Linked DNA regions of Mus musculus: region 1 is linked to region 2. The links are chromatin loops, found by intact Hi-C in ENCODE. Cell type or tissue: left cerebral cortex. All regions are shown on one strand.

Evidence for each region. A loop is a pair of places that touch in the nucleus more often than their neighbours do. Peaks named below come from ENCODE experiments on the same cell type or tissue, not always from the same donor. Only the 100,000 strongest peaks of a DNase experiment are listed, where the experiment ranks them.
Region 1: a loop joins it to region 2, with 2.6 times the contacts of the local background. A loop is called at or near these places in 23 of 42 quality-filtered maps.

What each region holds. Positions count from the first base shown.
Region 1 is chr7:123,402,339-123,407,338 of GRCm38, reverse strand. Lcmt1 (leucine carboxyl methyltransferase 1) reads right to left here. Exons shown (of 11, transcript NM_025304.3): 4 at 4,428-4,504; 5 at 2,855-2,916. Among named protein-coding and RNA genes, the nearest start is that of Lcmt1, 27 kb to the right of the region's middle. In left cerebral cortex, no CTCF peak of the experiment used is centred here; DNase peaks (open chromatin) are centred at 120, 3,002 and 4,065.
Region 2 is chr7:123,463,666-123,468,665 of GRCm38, reverse strand. Aqp8 (aquaporin 8) reads right to left here. Exons shown (of 6, transcript NM_001109045.1): 3 at 4,351-4,477; 4 at 3,343-3,557; 5 at 1,946-2,080; 6 at 663-1,258. The coding sequence ends at 1,210. Among named protein-coding and RNA genes, the nearest start is that of Aqp8, 3.9 kb to the right of the region's middle. In left cerebral cortex, a CTCF peak has its summit at 2,768 (motif pointing right); a DNase peak (open chromatin) is centred at 2,765.

The sequences.
Region 1 (5,000 bases), 61 kb after region 2:
ACAGGCAGCTTTGTGAGCAGCACTCCTTTAGAGGACATGCTGCTAAGAGAACTGACAAAGGAGAAGCTTTACAACGAATACAAAGTAACAACTAAGAGCTGGCTTATACAGAGCCAAAGGAGAGACAATTACGCAAATCCTCATTACATAAGCGGAGCCATTCTTCAGTACAAGCAGTGGTTCTCAGCCAGAGCAACTTCACTAGAGAGCTTGGAGCAGTATCTAAAGATGCATTTGCCTGTCATGACTGAGGGATGTGCTGTGGAAGTATCCCAAGATGAGCAGGATCAGACCCTTAAACATCAATAATGAACACAACGAGACCCTTACATAAAGAGAGGCACAAGAACACAATTTACTAAGTAGTAAATTGTTAAAAGTCCCTAAATAACAAATAGTCCCAGCTACTCAGAAGGCTGAGGCAAAAGAACTGCTTGAGCCCTGGAATTTGACACCGACCTGGACAACATGGAGAGACCCACCTTAAACAAACCAAATCTTTAAGTGGTCCTAAATATTCTGTGATTGAGGAATCACAGCACATTGTGATCTATGCAGATCACAAACTAAAACCCAAAAGCAAAACCTTCTTTGAATGGAATTTACAGTCCATGGTCACATTTCAACTTGGCCACTGTCAACCTTATAGCTCTGGGCAAGTAACATAACCACACGACTACATTTCTTTTAACCATAAGTGTAGACAATGCTGATCTCAAATGATTATATTTAGTACTGAAGATGTTAAACTGATGACAGTGAGTGCATCGAGGTGCCCTGGGTGGCACAGCAAACTCACATGGATGAAGCAGAATGTTTTGAGTTTCTGCAGGAAATGGATTCTTAACATCAGACAAATACAAGCAAAGCACAGTCTCACAGTACATCCCTTTGAATTCCTCCAATGTTACCATCCCCTCGGGAAGTTAAGCTCTCATACGCTGTGGATAAAAAGCAAACCATGAATGTTGATGTAGACACAGGTGGTACCCAACCTGATTCCAAGGTGAAGTACACAGCTCTCATTAGCAATAGCAGTTAAAGACTGAAACAGTCACACGTAAAGAAGTGGTGTACATCTGGAATCCTAGTACTTGGGAGGCTGAGGTAGAAGGAATCAAACTTTAAGGCAGCCTTGGCTGTACAGCATGTCTAAATGTCTAAATGACTAAATACTGCTTGTCCAACCTGTCCATTGCCTTCAACTGACTAATAAATTGTTACATTTATGCTTAAGTTTGAACCCAATTAATTAGTAAACTGAAGTGTGGGAGATGTCTTTTGGCCTAGAGTACTGTGGAGTTACTGAGACCTTCAAGGCACTGTTTTAAACAGATAGGGTCAGCCTGACCCAGCACAATACCTGGGGACACACAGGAGGCCTTTAGCAAACACAAGAGCCCAGATAAGAAGTTCTACCCAAATGAACCCAACTAAAGAGACAAGTCACGCTGTGAGCTAAACAGATGGCAGAGGCTTTGGGCCACATGGTTTGCAGTGGTTTGTGACAGAGCAAAGGGTAACTGATAGAGACTGTGGTCATCTGCCTTCTAAAGCTACAGTTCGGGGAAAGACATGAGCAAAGCAGAGGTCTAAAAATAACACTCACACACATGTGTGCAGAGTGACTCAATAGCACTGGTATTTTTCAAGTAAGCATTTCAAAAGACACTTATCTGAATTGAACTCATCCAATTCAACCCATTATTCGTTCAATTAAAGACTAATTTATTATTTTTTAAAGATTACTAACTGCTCTTTCTAGATAAGAAATTTTCCCAGAACACTTGAGTTTTGTTTTTTATTTTTGTTTTAAGGTAATGGGGACTCTGTCTCAGGAGGATTTCTTGACCACATGCAAGATTAATTTACCCATCTACCCATTCATCTGATAATTTGTTGGCATTATGTACAGAGCACTGAGCCAATTCTCAGAATACAAGAATAACCAAGAATGTCGTGTGAGCTAGGCATGGCATTGTCTGTGACCCCAGCACTACGGAGAAGTGGGCAGAAGAAACCCAAGTTTTAGGCTAGCCCAAGCTACCTAGCAGGGTCCTGAAGAAAAAACAAAAACCAGCCGGCAATAAGCTCCTGTCATCATGGGGCTCATTATCCAACGCAAAGATGAAAACCGAACCCAGCCAAGCAGGGTAACAACACATGGGCAGTGTGTACGATGGGAGGTGGCTCTATATCACACATCTGCACATTGTTGATCAAAGTGATGCAAAGCGCAAGGGTGGCCTTGACATCCTAACGTGACACCAATTAACCAAGTACATAGATGACTGTTACAGAAAAGTGAATAGCCACAACAGGTCCAGTCGATCTGCACAGGAGACAAAGGCTGGCAGCCATTCACACCTCTGTGGAAACTTTAGTAGACTCTAGTAACAGGGAATATAGCCGCACCATTGCAATTGTACACAAAAGGAGGTCTGTTGGAGTGCCTGAAGACTACTGTGTTGATCATCAGAGAAGGCCACTCTCTGAATATGTTCTCTCACCCATGTGACTATTAAAACCTTGACCTCTGAACACAATGGAAAATGTTGATAGAGATCTACAGACAGACAGACAGACAAAATACCCACCACAATCTGTAAAACTCAGCGCTGAGAGAATGTGTCAGAAACAGTTATAACTGCACAGGGGTCTGGGATATGGCTAAGTGGTAACGGGCATGACAGGCATGTAGAAGATCCTAGGTGACGGCAGGAGCTGAGCAGATTAGTATAAAAGAATAGACTGCATTTACAGTGAGAATATTACAGCGTGAAGGGGCTCCTGCCTCAGACAACTAAGCGTGTTATGACCCTGACTGTACCCACTGCTCACAGGCTATACTTGCCCATTTGAAGCGTGTCCTCTGGGTGTAACTCCATGATGGGTCTGAATAAAAGCGGCTTGCTTCTACAGGAAGATGGAAAAGAGGAGAAAAGGGAGTCAGCAAATGCACGAGTGAACTTACTGCCAAAATGCAGCCATCTGTCACCAACTGTGGACACAGATCCAGGGTGTCTTTAGATCTGCATAGACATTACCATTACACGTCCCTAACTGGTCATGATGCTGAAGTCATTTCTGATTCTGAAGCACTTTTGTTTCAGACTTCTGGATGAGGGAAGTTTGGTATACTGCTAATGTCAGCACAAGGGCCACTTCAGAAATCTTTCACTTGACCTGCATTTGGCCCTGCGTGCACAGTAGCAGTTCTATCCACACAGGCGGCAGGTTAGGATAGTCATTCTGTCATCTGTCATTCAAATCACACACTGATCCTGAAATAATTCAATTTAAAAATAACTAAAAGACTAACACAAAGTTTCTAAGTGTTCCAGGATTTTCCAGCTACCTCCAACTTCTTGCTTGCTCTTAAACAAAATTGTACCTTATGATCCTGGCTGTTTTTTGTCATACAGGTACAAAGAACTGACTCTTAAAGCCAACCCAGCAAATGAAAAACAGTCAGAAACTAGAGACCCGCATGGCTATGCGTGGCTATGCACAGGTAAAACCTGTTTTTCTTTCCAGGAAACCACTTTGAGCTTCAGTTTCACCCAGGGCCGTTCACTCCTAGTTCAGCCAGGGTAATAATGAGCTCAGCAGAACCACACAGTTCTGAGTCCCTGTTCACCATCTGAAATGCCTACTTAATATAAAATGTATTTAATATTTAGAAAAACTGCAAAACTCATCGTGGACCACAGAAAAGGCTGAAAAACACTCCCCATGTGTAAGGATGCAGCAGCATAACAAAGTTTTAATGTCTAGGGGATTTTACAACATAATAGTAAGGCTTTTATTTAAATATCTACTTATAGTGGGGCAGAAGTGTTAAAACAAAAACAAAACAAAACAAACAAACAAACAAACAAAAAACTCTTAAGTCCTGACAGAGGGCTTTCAAAGCAGGGTTTTGATCTCAGTTCTAGCCAGGTGACCCTGAGTGAGGCAACTTGTCTGAGCAGAAGACTCTCCTCTCCAGAAGAGGGCTCTGGGGACTCCGCTCCCGAGTCTATGAGGACTGGGCCAGCCAAGAAAATATGAGACAGCAAGAGGCAGAGAAAAGCGCACCACCCACAGCTCTGCAAGCCCTGAGAGGAGCCCTCGCAGCGCTTCACATACTCAGAGCAAAGGGAAATCGCTGTGTTAATTCAGGGCCCCATGATAAAGCAGTAATCACCAAGAATTTTCAGAGTATTCAGCTATGCTCTGCATAGGTCGATTTTTAGCGTTCAGAGAAGTTAGACTAATGAATAAGGAGGGCCGTGCAGAGGATGCACTGACTGTTAAAGACTGCACTCATGCTGGACTCATGGTCCCAGAGCAAGAAAGGAAACCGAAAGGCAGCATTCTCTTCCGAGACACCAAGAGCTGAGTCTCCAACTGGCATCCTGTCCCCTCAACAAAGCCACACTTACTTGATGGTGAGCAGCTTTCTTGTGACTATCATTGGAAAGTCGACTTCAAAATATTTATTTGGGAGAAGACCTTCATCCTGGAGAAAAACACACAGAATCACTCCTTAGCTCACAGACACTATATGCAGCAAGCACTAAGCACTTACCAAACTGCAATAGGGGTACTTAGGGATTTTAGGTCAGGAGGCTCATATGGTCAGAAATCTTCTCATTTACTTTTATTTGTGTGTACGAATGTCTGCTGAGCCTGCGTGTATGTCTGCACAACGTGTCTGTACCTGCTGCCCTCAACGGTCATGAAATCCTGTGGAATTAAAGATGGTTGTAAACTGCCATGTGGGTGCCGAGACTTGAACTTGTGTCCTCTGCAAGAACAAGTGCTCTTAATTGATAAGCCATCTCTTCACCCCCAAAGGCATTTTTCAAATTTCTATGGTCTCAATAAGAATGTACCTGACGGGAGCAAGAATGAATACAGAGGCTGGGAAACAGCTCTGTTAGTGAAGTGCTTGTCTTAGGAGTGTGAGAATCTGAGTGTAATTCTAAAACTCAAGTCAAACTGCCAAGCATGGT
Region 2 (5,000 bases):
TGACCATGGTGGATGATCTTTTTGATGTGTTCTTAGATTAGGTATGTGGGTGTTTCACCTGTATTTAGGTTTGTGCACCGTGTGTATGCCATTCCCAGGAGACCAGAGTGGGGAGCCAGACATACCTGAGACTGGAGTTAGAGACACTCATGAGCCACCATGTGGGTTCTGAGAATCAAACCCATGCCCCATGGTTCTTAGAGTAGATACATGCTCCACTTGGAAGATGTGTTACTACTGTGTCTCCTTATCCCTTCTTTATTCTATTCACGTCTCTCACCCACATGCCAGTGGCTCATCAGTCTATGCTATCTGCTGCTGTTCTCCTTCCATGAAGAATTCCTGCATCTTTGCCCCACCCCCACCTCATCCCTAGCTAGAGTGCAATGAATGGATTGGTCCATATCCAGGTAGTACTGGGCATTCACCAAGGCCCTGGGTTTTACATTCAATTTTCAGCAGGTTTTCCAACTAGAGCGTAAGTAAATGAACACTGTGCTCTGGGCTTAATGCCACAGTGGCTCCATCTGAGTGCAGACAGACTCTGAAAGGGACCATATAAGTACCTACCTTGGCTCTGCAAGCCAGCCTCTCCACCCAGACTTTTATTTCCTCCTCATCAGTGCCCATGTCTTAAACAAAAGACAAGTCAACAGACACCTGGGATGAAATGCTAAGCCATTTATTACAAAGTCAGATTGGGAGCTGAGGAAGCAAGATCTTTGGGCTCCTGAAAGACCTTCTGTAACTGTAATCAAGAGAAAAGAGGGTGTGGAGAGCAGGGGCTCAGTAGCAAAGTGCTCACCTAGTGTGCATGAATTGGGTTCCAAACCCAACCTAGTAAAAAAGAAAGAGGACTGAAGAAATGGACAGTGTGCATTCTCCACCTTCTCAGCCCTTCTAATCCCTGCCCTCTCGCAAGAAAAGAGGCCTACCCTCTTTTTCTATGCGGTCTCTACCTGTCTTTAGGCTGGGCCCCAGGCCCACTCCATGAGCACAGAGAAATTCCAGGTTTCCAGGAGCATGCTCAGGACAGAGCAGCAGCCGCCTGCCTGCCTGCCTGCCTGAGAAGCCAGGCCTAGGTCAGCTGCTGTCATGGTGACTCCTGTTAGCTCAGGTCCTGCAGGAGATAATGGAATTGTTCCGTCCTCAACTTAGGACAAGCAGCTGAGGACTCCAGGCAGTGGGAACGTCGCCAGCAGTTCTTCTTCACCTCGACTTTAGAATTAGGCGGGTTTTCTCATCTCCGATGAGGAGCCTAAAAATAAATTGCCCTGTGAGGTCTCTATTCCCCTGCAAGAAAGACCCAGCTCTCCATTACAAATCTCTAAGCCCAGAACTCTCTAGACGGGTGGTTTCCTGAGCTGAGTCCTCTCAGGCAGTGGGTGGGCAGTTTCCTCTCTGGTCCCACACATACCTTATCCAGAAGGGTGTGTATGGGTAGCCATTCAGAAATCAGCAACGGAGTGATTAGTGGTGTTTTACACCCGGCTCCAGGCATAGCCTGAAGCCTCTAGACTGCAGTGGGTAATGTTACAAGAAGGCTACGCATCCAGCCCAGACTCAGCCCTCCCAGACACAGCCAAGGGAAGATAGGGAAGGTCTGGGAGGAATTGGTGCTCCAAGGGGAAAGAATATTATCTAAATATGTTGTAAAAAAAATAGATAAAAAAATATTTTAAAGCCAACCTAAACATGAAGCCTACCCACCCATAGGACTATCCCAAGTCCTTCAAAACACATTTGAGTCCTACTTGGAGCCAGTGACACCCATGAACACTTCAATCCTAAGAGCCAGTTAGTTCCCCTTGCAAAGTGGATCTCTATCACTTGGAGCCAAAGGCCTTAGGCAGAGGCAGCACACTTCCCTCTGAAGATTCCCATTTTCCTCCAAGGTTATGTGAATGCCAATCTAGTAGCTGTAGATTCTCTGTCACCCTCCTACCTAATGAGCAGTCCTACAAAGAGGCCAGCCAGGAGGGGGCCCAGCCAGTAGATCCAATGGAAGTCCCAGTAGCCAGCCATCACAGCAGGTCCAAAGGCACGAGCAGGGTTCATGCAGGCTCCAGAGATGCTACCACTGCAGACACATAGGTACCCAAGTTACCAGCATCTCAGAAGGTCCTACCTCAAACCCACATCCTTAATCAGGCCTACAGCCAGCCTCAAGCAGACATCCTCTCTAAACGCCCATACCAGGGCCCCTGGGTGGATCCCAGAGGCTGTAAGGGAGCCTTGCTTAGCTCTAGGCTGACAAAGGGTGATTGCTACATGACCATCATATCAGCCCCTCCGCATACATACACACTTCTAGAACAAATGGTCAGCAAAAGCACCTGCTTAGTCACGACAGGAGGGGAAAGTGGAGCACATTCCTTTCCAAAGTCTAGAAAGCAAAGTCCAAGGAGCTCCGCCCATTTTGGAGTTGACCTACATTCAAAGTCCAGCCCGGGCAGTTCTACTCTGTGACCTTTGTCTAACCTCTCTACATATCCACTGAGGTGGCAGTATCCACTCCATAGGCTGTAGCCAGGAACAAATGACACAATGTGCATGTCCTGATGGTTACTAAAGTGTGTCTGGCACACTGAGGACCTCATGCCACAGACTTGGGCCCTACTTCCAGAAGGAGCTTGTTTCCAAGGCACACCTCAGCTCTGGGTTCTGTCTCCAAACCCAGTGCCTTCAGGCTGATCTATAACCTTCAGTGGGTTCTGTGTCCAGAAGCCCATCCAGGTAGGGGAGCACACTTGTAAGTGAAGCAAGTGTCACTAGGTGGCAGCAAAGCACCACTACTGCTGAGCTACGGCATTCCCGGACCATTCAAGGGGACAGAGCCCTGAGCCTGAGAAAGGTTTGGTTCTGTGTCCAAATGAAAAAAAGGAACTGAACTTTTGGTGTTGACCTCTTACATTTCAGCAGATGTGAATAATTGTCCCAGATTTGTCTCTTTAGACTCTCAGTGACCCTGAGTCATTTCTTGCCTTTCGGAACCACAGTTTGACTACCTATACAAGGGAGAAATCTTTCCTGAGTCTCCTTAATGCCTTCCCAAAACTAACAAGAAGCTTGAAATCAAAGAGACCAGGGTTAGAGATCATTTTTTGTAAGACAGAGTCAACACCCCGAGGGAATGCTTTATTTCTTATTACAGAAATTAGGAATTTTCATCCAGACCTCTGACTTAGCCCTAAATGAAGTAGAAGGGTGGCCATATTCTCTAGCCAAAAATCACCTAGCACTGCCTGATACCACCTACCCACCATTGCCTCTTGCCTGCCTAAAGCCAGCCCACTCTCCATTTGCCACGGGGCAGCCATCACACTTTTGAGGGATACTTACCCTGCCAGGATGTCCACAATGACAGAGAAGCCAATGGAGAATGGGGCTAAAGGGCCCATTGTCTTCTCATTGACAGCACCCATACACACAGCCAATACCAACAGCATTGTCAGAATGATCTCTATCCCCAGGGCTTCTGCCACCTGCTCCTGCTCCTGGACGATGGCAAAGGCTGCCCCAGATGCATTCCAGAATCTTTCCTCTGGACTCACCACCTGTGGAGGAAAAGCCACTCAGCCTAGACGAGAGACGCTGGGAGCTGACACAGGTCCGTGCTCCCACCCATCTGCATTTGGGCAGAGCCATGTCTGTTTCCCAGCTTCTCCCCTTTTCATGTATAACCGAAGAAGCTGCAAGACTTCCCTGAGCCTTGCTTTGCACCTTTGAAAACTGAGGATAATGGGTGTTGGGCCCTAGTCCCCCTAAATAATCTTCGCTGAGAAAAAGAGCGCAAAACTAGCTTGCCTCAAGCTCTCCAAGATGAAGACATTGAGGGACCTGAGGGCCTTGAGAAAACAGAGTGAGTGGTTGAAAGTGAGTCAGTCTCATGGGGACAGGCACTGGTGGAAGTCAACAGTGAGGGAGAAGGGAAGAATAGAAAGGAGGGGGAGCAGGAGGGATGGAGGGAAGGAGCCCCAGGAATTATATACAGAGCCCATCCAGGGGATGAAGCTCTATGGTAGACCATTTCTCTGGCATGTTCAAGTCTCCTGCTAGGGCACCACGTGCATGCCTAGTAACCACAGAGGCCAGGAAAGAGTGTTAGAGCCCTAAGACTGGAGTTACATAAGGTTGTGAGCTGCCATGTGGGTGCTGAGAACTGAACCCAGGTCCTCTGGAGGAGCAGCCAGTGCTCTTAACTGCTGGGGCATCTCCTTGGCCCGGGAAGTAGCCTTTTTGACTAATAGAAAGATTTCTAAGATTTCAAGCAAACCCAAAGGTAAGAGAGGGGAAAGGGGACTCCATCAGTACCAAGCCACTAGTCCTATCCCAGCAGGGACCACTCACTTTAGCCAAGGCAGCCCCAATCAGCCCTCCAAATAGCTGGGAGATCCAATAGGGAATTAGCAGCATGGTCTTGAGGCCTCCGATCACTGTGACTGCCAGCGACACAGCAGGGTTGAAGTGTCCACCGCTACAACCAAGAAGAGAAGGAAGCCATGAGGACATGCTCCAAGGCTCACCACAGGGACATCCCTTGGGAATATGTACTTCAGCCTGTCCTCCAAGCTGAGCCTGCAGGCTGGAGTCAGCCCAGTCCCTTCCATAAGCAGAAATGTGCAAATCGCTCCCGTTTTTCCACGAAGAGCTTTGTGTTGGGGTGAGAGGAGCAAAGGTAGCTGCAGATGGGTGGAGCAGGCCCTAACCCCAGGCCCTAGTTGGCCTTAGAGACAAACACATACAGAGAACATCCATGGTTTACTCCAACTCCTCAGAGCTTGTTCTGGCCTTTCAGAAATGTGGCCAAAGTGCTGTACCTACAGTCGGTACAGCTGACTGCAAAAGCAAGATGTTGGTGCGTGTTCAGCAGGCATCTCTGCCTGCTGGTCATACTCCGGGCTTCACTGAAGCTGATGCTGCCCTCTTCTGCATCACACAGCTAAACACAAGCTCAGAGGCTCGCCTTGGTTGCCCAGCCAGGAAGCCACCAGGCCTAC